Linked DNA regions of Mus musculus: all the other regions are linked to region 3. The links are chromatin loops, found by intact Hi-C in ENCODE. Cell type or tissue: heart. All regions are shown on one strand. Region 1 overlaps Gm32483 (a long non-coding RNA gene). Region 2 overlaps Rpl26 (ribosomal protein L26). Region 3 holds the start of Aloxe3 (arachidonate lipoxygenase 3).

What was found. Peaks named below come from ENCODE experiments on the same cell type or tissue, not always from the same donor. Only the 100,000 strongest peaks of a DNase experiment are listed, where the experiment ranks them.
Region 1: a loop joins it to region 3, with 2.9 times the contacts of the local background. A loop is called at or near these places in 2 of 42 quality-filtered maps.
Region 2: it touches region 3 in a loop (3-fold over the local background); 5 of 42 quality-filtered maps call a loop at or near these places.

Annotation. Positions count from the first base shown.
Region 1 is chr11:69,371,412-69,373,911 of GRCm38, forward strand. It overlaps Gm32483 (a long non-coding RNA gene), which reads left to right. Exons shown (of 2, transcript XR_003949707.1): 2 at 1-2,500. Among named protein-coding and RNA genes, the nearest start is that of Chd3, 3.2 kb to the left of the region's middle. In heart, a CTCF peak has its summit at 1,563 (motif pointing left); no DNase peak of the experiment used is centred here; H3K4me3 peaks cover 1,378 bases; H3K27ac peaks cover 2,168 bases.
Region 2 is chr11:68,903,574-68,906,073 of GRCm38, forward strand. It overlaps Rpl26 (ribosomal protein L26), which reads left to right. Exons shown (of 4, transcript NM_009080.2): 4 at 792-961. The coding sequence ends at 920. Among named protein-coding and RNA genes, the nearest start is that of Gm22608, 3.2 kb to the right of the region's middle. In heart, a CTCF peak has its summit at 1,344 (motif pointing right); a DNase peak (open chromatin) is centred at 1,358.
Region 3 is chr11:69,123,906-69,126,405 of GRCm38, forward strand. Aloxe3 (arachidonate lipoxygenase 3) reads left to right here and starts at 2,472. Exons shown (of 15, transcript NM_011786.2): 1 at 2,472-2,500. The coding sequence starts at 2,498. n-TLtag3 (a tRNA gene) reads left to right here and starts at 336; the gene lies at 336-417. n-TQctg6 (a tRNA gene) reads right to left here and starts at 773; the gene lies at 702-773. It overlaps n-TKctt27 (a tRNA gene), which reads right to left and starts at 1,343; the gene lies at 1,271-1,343. It also overlaps a transcript of Hes7 not described here. In heart, a CTCF peak has its summit at 1,538; DNase peaks (open chromatin) are centred at 16, 346, 1,516 and 2,156; H3K4me3 peaks cover 2,419 bases; H3K27ac peaks cover 1,225 bases.

The DNA.
Region 1 (2,500 bases), 250 kb after region 3:
CCACCCCCACTACACTTTAGTTGGTTAAGCATTGGTTTCTGTCTGTCTGTCTTTCTTTTTAACTGTGGAATTATCTTGCCTATGCACCCATATTATTTGGTTCTGTCCTCTCTCGATTTCACTGCCAGTCTGGATGGGTACCCCCTCTTTCTATGTGTGGGCTCCTCTGTAAGTGCACTCAACCCCTCCGTGACACTTTTGCTGACACCTTTGACCCCAAGGGCCTCATCATTTCTAAGTGACGGACATCTCTGTCCTCTGTTCACTTTCTCCCTTCCCGTCTGTGAATACGGATGGCTCTTCTTGAGTGTGCCTGGCTCCCCCTCTTCCTGGCCCGAGGATGCGAACGTGCATCATCCTGACACTAAGAGTGTCTCCACTTGTGTGCGCGCCACATTGCACAGCATGTGGCAACAGTCTCTTGTGTCCTCTCCTGTGCCAGGCACCTCTGCCTGCCGGCCACACGTGTCACAGTCTGCAGGTGTAGGTGGCTGATGGTGGTCGGTCGCCTCCCTGTGCAGGCCTGTAATCCTTGTCTCTAACAGAGCACCTGTTAATCTGCCCAGCTCCCTCTCCCACACTTTCCATCTCCCCCCACACCGCCCCCAGCCTGTCTGCATCTGCTCCCGCTTTTCCTGTGACCTCTTGATGTGTCTTCTCACCTCGCTCCTGCCTGCCTCTCTACCTGCTTGCTTCTGTTATGATGCCTGCCTGCCTGTCTGCTCCTCCCTCACTGGCTGGCAGCTTTTTTCTCTCTCTGGTTGTCTGTCTGCTTCTCTGGCTGTTTGCCCACCACTCTCTCTCCCTAGCCATCTGTCTCCCCGCCTGCCTGTCTCTGTCACTTTTATAGCCTGAACCTCTTGGTTTGTCTACCTTCCAGGACTTGCCACAGTTTCCCATCATGGTTGGCCTCTCATCTTGACCCTGTACTTGTTTCCGTTCCGCGTGTCTCCGCTGACTTCCTTGGCTTTCTTTGACTTCTTTTAGCTGTGTCCTCTCACTGCCTGTCTTGTCTGCTGCTCTCCGGCTGTTCAGTTTGTATCTTTTTACTCTACTTATCAGCTGTTTCTCCTAGGGCTTCCAAGGGTCGTGCTGACAACGCACCAATGGGCTTAGTTCCTCTCCCCAGGCCCTTCAGCGGGTCCCTCGCCTTGATGCCTTGACATCTCAGCTGCAGTTGTACTGTACCCCTTACCACGCCTCCTTTTTAATCTCTCTTCCTTGCTGCCTTCACAGGCAGTCTGCCTGCCTCTGTCTTTTTGCTAGTTTCCTAGTATCTATTTTCCTGGCTTTTTGCTGTCTGCTTAGCAGGTTCTGGCTGTCCACATCTCTGCTTGCTTTTCTTTCTTCTTGTTTGTTTTAGGTACTTTTCCCCCCAGTCAACTTTCGAATAGATATAAACATGCTATGAAATTCTCAAAGTATGAAACCTAAAGCTAGTGTGACACAGCTAACTAATTAGGAGCATTGGTGTCCTTCCAGAGGACCCAGGTTTGATTACCAGTACTGATGTGGTAGCTGACAACCATCTGTAACTCCAGTTCCAAGGATACAACGCCCTCTTCTGGTGTCTGTGGGTATTGCATGAATGATATAACACTGAGGCAAAATACCCATACACATAAAAAATAAAGGGGCTGAAGAGATGGGTCAGCAGTCAACTGCACTGTTGTTCTGGGGTTTGATTACCAGCACCCACCTACCTTTCTGTAATGCCAGTTATAGAGAAGTTAACACCCTGAACCACCCAGCGCAGCAGGCACACACAGAGTGCACAGACATACACGCAGCAAAACTCTCATGCACATAAAATAAGTGCTTTTAAACATAAGACTTTTAATGAAGAATAAAAGTCTCCTACATCACCTTCTCTCCCAGGCCAGGAATGCTTAAGAGCCAGTCATCATCCCATTTGTTAGATGCCACTACAGGGAGGTCCACACATCTGAACCCCCACCACTCTGTGCACACAGCCACTCCCATCCCTTCTCAGTGGGTGTGGTTCTTATCTCCTCTCTCCCAGGTTCACCCATACCCTGTCACACATCAGGACTTCCTGACTTCTCCAGGCTTTGCTACCTCTCCCCGTTTACCGTTCCGATCCAACCTTGTAGGTCTCACAGAGCTGGGTACCATCCTTTTAATTGACTGCTTGCTCTTTGCTTGCTTTCACTGCCGCAGAAATGCTCAGGAAGGGCTTATCCTCCCCTAAGTCAACCTGGTAGGTGACCTGGATGACTGCACACACTCCTTGGTCTCTTCCCTAAAACCTGTGTCACAGAAAGACATGGCTACACTGGGAGGAGTGAACTGCCACACCGACGCAGGTCGACGTCACAAGTGCAGTGACGTGCAAGCTGTGCGTCCCTGCATGGGAAGCAGGTAGACGCCTTGCTCTGCTTTTCTCGTATACATTTACAATTTCTGTCTTTTCCTTTTGTAGGGAAACAAAGTCTAGCCGCGTAGCCCGGGTTCCTCGGCTTCCCCAGTGCATACCATG
Region 2 (2,500 bases), 220 kb before region 3:
TGATTGGATTGTTTAATGTGCACAGCAACCACTTAAGGGGGTTCTCAGACTTAAATTAGTGCTAAAAATGTAATTTTCAAACTGCAGAAAACCCAAAAGACCGACAGACAACATCAGTATTAAAATTGTACCATGATTTCTTTCCCTTCCCCACCACATAGTACATGTCATGGTTGCTTCTGTGTGTGTGGAACCCATGTAGATCAAAGATGTGGGTCTGTTGGCCCTCTCTCCAGCCCAGCACATGACCTTAGTGAGCTCTGAGTTTTTGTTTTTCTGGTACTCAGAGGTCTGCCTGTCTCAGCCTCCTGGGTGCTGAAATTAAAGTCCTGTGCCACAATGCACGCCCCATGTAAGGTGTCTTTTAATGTACATGAGTACACTGTTGCTCTCTTCAGATACTACCAGAAGAGAGCATCTGATCCAATCACAGATGGTTGTGAGCCACCGTGTGGTCACTGGGAGTTGAACTCAGGACCTTTAACAGAAAGAACATTTTCTGTATGTAACATTGTAGTGGTTTTTGGGTTTGGTTTTTGCTTTCCACCACTAGCTCAGTTTTCAAGGAAAATGCAGTGGTCAGTTCTTGGTCTCTGGTCCTTAGTGCAGCAAGTGATAAGATTAGACTAGCTGGATAAACTCTGAGCTTCTGCTCCAAAGCTGCATCATCATTTGTATTTTAGAAAGAGACATTTAGGTATCTACTACCCTGGGTTCAGGGAATGGAAAGTGGGACCTGTAATTGGGCCTACGTTGTTGCTTAAAGCTTAGGGCTGCTTCTTTTTGTGCAGGTCGTTATCACCAGGCTAAAGCTGGACAAGGACCGCAAGAAGATCCTGGAGAGGAAAGCCAAGTCCCGACAAGTAGGAAAGGAGAAGGGCAAATACAAGGAAGAAACGATCGAGAAGATGCAGGAGTAGAGACATCTCGTGCACGGCTTTCATTAAAGACTGCTTAAGTAGTCCTGTCTTGTGTGGTGTTTTCCAAGTACCTTGTTTTCTGTGGCTTACTCTGCTTCTGTGTCAGTCTTTGGGGTCTGGAAAGGACAGCCACCCTCAGATGGTCTGATAGCACTATGACAAGTTATGTGGAATCAGGAGCTATGATGAATTTAAACCTTGGAATGGCCCTTATTTATAGGAATAGCCAGTTGAAAATATTCCTAATCGACTGGTACCTGGAAAGGACCCTTAAGAGTCAGTTCTCCCACCTTGTGAGTCTTACAGGTTGTTTGGTCTTGGAGGCTGGTACCATCTCATAGGGCCTAAAATATTGGGAGAACCCTGACATTTATTTGTACCTGTGTGTGTGCATCTGTATATCAAATCCCTGCAGTGTCTACAGAAGCCAGAAGAGGGCACCAGATCCCCTTGAATTAAATTGTTGGGTCCCCAGACTTGAGCTTAGTTCCTCTGAAGGAGCAGCTGGCCAGCTCTCCAACTCTGGAAAAACATGTGTTGTCTCACCGGAGAAAACCTGGCTGCTGAGATTTCAATACAGTGAGAATTTTATTACTGGTGATAAGATTTTATTTCCCTGTGCTAATGTTGGATCAGTGCTATAACTGAGTTGCAGGCAGCAGTGGGCACATCAGAAATTCCAGCTGAGGTAGAAGCAGAAGTATTGAGGCTAGCCTGGGTCATATTAGCAAGATAATTTCCTAAAAGGACTGACAGAACCATGTCTGGAGTATCCTGCAGTTGGCAGCTGTTGCCGGGTTGGAGGGTTTAGGTATCTAACAGTAACCAGAGGAACCGTGCACTGTAGCACTTGGCTGATGTTTCAGCAAAGCCTGGCAGGGTCTCCAAGTAAGATGGTTGCCTCAGCAGATCCCCAAGGCCTCATACCCTGGGGCAGCACAGTGAGCACAGGTGGAATAGAAAGGCTGGAGTACGAGGCCATGCCTAATTATTACTATTTTTTTTTTTTTTGCTCATTTGAGATAGGGTCTCACTGTGTAGGCCAGACTGGCCACAAACTGGGATCCTCCATGCCTGGCTACATTGCCTTTTTTTTTTTTTTTTTTTTTTAAAATAAGAAAATGTCACCTTTAAGGGAGGCAGAGGCAGGTGGATTTCTGAGTTTGAGGCCAGCCTAGTCTATAGAGTGAGTTCCAGGGCTATACACAAACCCTGGCTTGAAAAAACAAAAGAAAAAACTCCCAACAGCTTTCCCCTAGTAAGTCAGGAAAGGAGTTGTCAAGTGTAGGCATGGCTGCACTGCTACACTGCCATGTTCTTGTAGGCTGTGCCTTTTGACCATGACTTGAAGACCTTAAGCACTTTGTCCTCCATAGCTGTGAGGAGGGATCCAGGTGAAGAAAGAGAGCAACCAGCCAGTGACGCGGGTTCAGTGAAGGAGAGGTGGAAGCTGGACTTGCTTAGCGCATGGGGGATGTGGCTGATCTGAAAGCCCTGTGGTATGACATTCCAGGTCAGAAAAAGCCAAAGCCAAAACCAGGAGAGAGCATGGCTTGAGAACTAGTTCTCTTATCAGTAAA
Region 3 (2,500 bases):
ATGCAGGTGCGAGAAACAGAGAGGGAGACTAACGAAATTTGAGCTCCCCAGCAGTGCAAAGCTCGGGCTGCTTCTTGCGTAAGCTACCAAGCTCAGACTTGCTCGGTTCCCAGATTTGATCTCACTAAATAAACTTGTTTTGTTGTAAATCTCTGTGTCTTTGGGACCATTTGTTTCGCTTCTTTACAATGTCGTTTAGCGCCTCGGTGAGTCCTCATTTCGGGTTTGAAATATACAGCAACAAAAGAAATTCGGGTCAGTTCGTGGCTGTGAGCGTTGAGAAGACTTCCTTCTACTCTCTTAGGAAGACGACGGGAAATAGCAGCTTCCATGCGGGTAGCGTGGCCGAGCGGTCTAAGGCGCTGGATTTAGGCTCCAGTCTCTTCGGAGGCGTGGGTTCGAATCCCACCGCTGCCAGGCCAGAGTTTTTCTCCTGAAGGCCTCTTTAGTTTTATGAGAACAAGCCACTGCTTGGCTATGAACTTTGGCTTGTCAACAAAACCCAAGATTGCTTCCATATTCATAGACAAGACGTGACAAACATTGTTGAAATAAGTATTCTTATACACTAATTCAGCGCAGATCTTGGTGTATATAAGTGTAATTTAAAAAATTATACTAGAATATCTGTAACAGACATACTAAGCATGAAAAATTACAAACAAATATATTTATTATGTTGATGTACTAGCAAAATGCTAAGGTTCCACCGAGATTTGAACTCGGATCGCTGGATTCAGAGTCCAGAGTGCTAACCATTACACCATGGAACCCCCTCTTCTGTAGTGCTCTCAGAAATTATATACATTATTCTATATCCCATTTTGCATATCACTCCATTTATTCAAACAAACCAAAACAAACACATGAAGCCAACTACTAAAATGTGATTATTGAGTACCTGAAATATGAGTGCTTTCTTCTAAACATGAAAATTAAGGAAGATAATTTAAAAATTCGTTAAAATGCGGATTTTAAAACACCAATTAGGGTTAAAATAAGATTTTCAAATATTGTAGTAAATGAAGTATATTATTAATATTAATAATATTAACTTCCCCATTTTCTTTTTACTCTCTTTGATGTATTCCTCGTTTGTATAGCTAGTACTTTAACGTAATGCTGTTCCCTCTTCTGATTGTTCGGAACTTACGTTCAATTTACATTTCCTTTTAAAAAGAATGCAATTACTTTGTTATTATAGAGCTATTGTCAAACAAGACAGCCTAACAATAGTGTTTGTAAGTGCAGATTCCCACAAAAAGCTAAGCGCCCGAACAGGGACTTGAACCCTGGACCCTCAGATTAAAAGTCTGATGCTCTACCGACTGAGCTATCCGGGCTCTTAGCAAAGCTCTCCACTTTTGCCTAAATGAATTTATTATGATACCTACGTATTCTTGTGTGTATTTAAAGGATGAAGTTCGTTTTTGTCCGAGACTCTGACTTACTGAAACCTAGTCGCTAACGCCTCGGCTTTTATTAGAAGTTAAGGAGGGCAGGAGCGCCACTCAAGCAGGAATCTAGAGGTGCCTAGACCAGCCACGCGGGGCCGCTGCGGGCCACAGGTTTCCCCGGTAGAGTCTATTTTTTTTCTTCCCTGGTCCTTGTGACCTATATCTTGGACACCTAGGGCATACAGGGTGCCTCCCACGGTTCAGCAGGCTGGCTGAGGGAGGACCTGGAGCGTAAAGAATGTCACATGAGGGCCTCCAGATGCTGTCGGGCAGGCTTCCACTCACTTGGCAGGCAGGTCCTATCTCAAAGGAGTGATTGAGGTCGGGAATAACAAAAACTGGAGACAGAGAGAAGACTAGACTTTAGGAGGAGATGGGTGGGTCGGTGGCAGGAAGGAGAACATGATGGCCTTGTCACGTGCTAAGATGTGTGTTATTCACTTGATTGTTGATGAGGTCACCTGGCATTTATGAATTGGTGCAGCTTTCCGATGCACGGTGTGATTCACGTGGGTGATTCACATGTAGGAATTCTGGTGTTCTGGTGCCCATTTCTGGTTTGGAAATAGGAGGAAAAGGCTCTAGGTGGAATCTGGGGAATGGGTGAACATGGGCTTCAGGACATTAGTCAAGCCACTGATCAGACACAAAGTAGTGTCCCAACACGCGTCACCTCCTCCCTGTCTTCCACTTGCCACTTGGTCCCTCCTTCCTTATTCCCTCCCTCACCAATGGGCCCAGGCTTCTGATATCCATCTGGATGAGCCAGCCAGAGGGACAGGCTGTGTCAGAGGCATGCAAACAAGTATTAGGGTGCAAGTCGGTGGGTGGGGATAGTACTCCCGAGCTACCAGCGGAGCTGCCGTGAGAGATCGAGAAAGAGAGAGAGCGCGCGCGAGCCCAGGAACGTCCTAGAGCTGGATCCTTCCTCAGGCCCACCCTTCCCCAGCCCCCAGCCTCCTGCCCAGGAGCTGACTCTCTCTTACCTGTAGCGTACCTTCTCTAGGCTAGCTACTGGTTTGGGGTTATTGGGTCCAGTCATG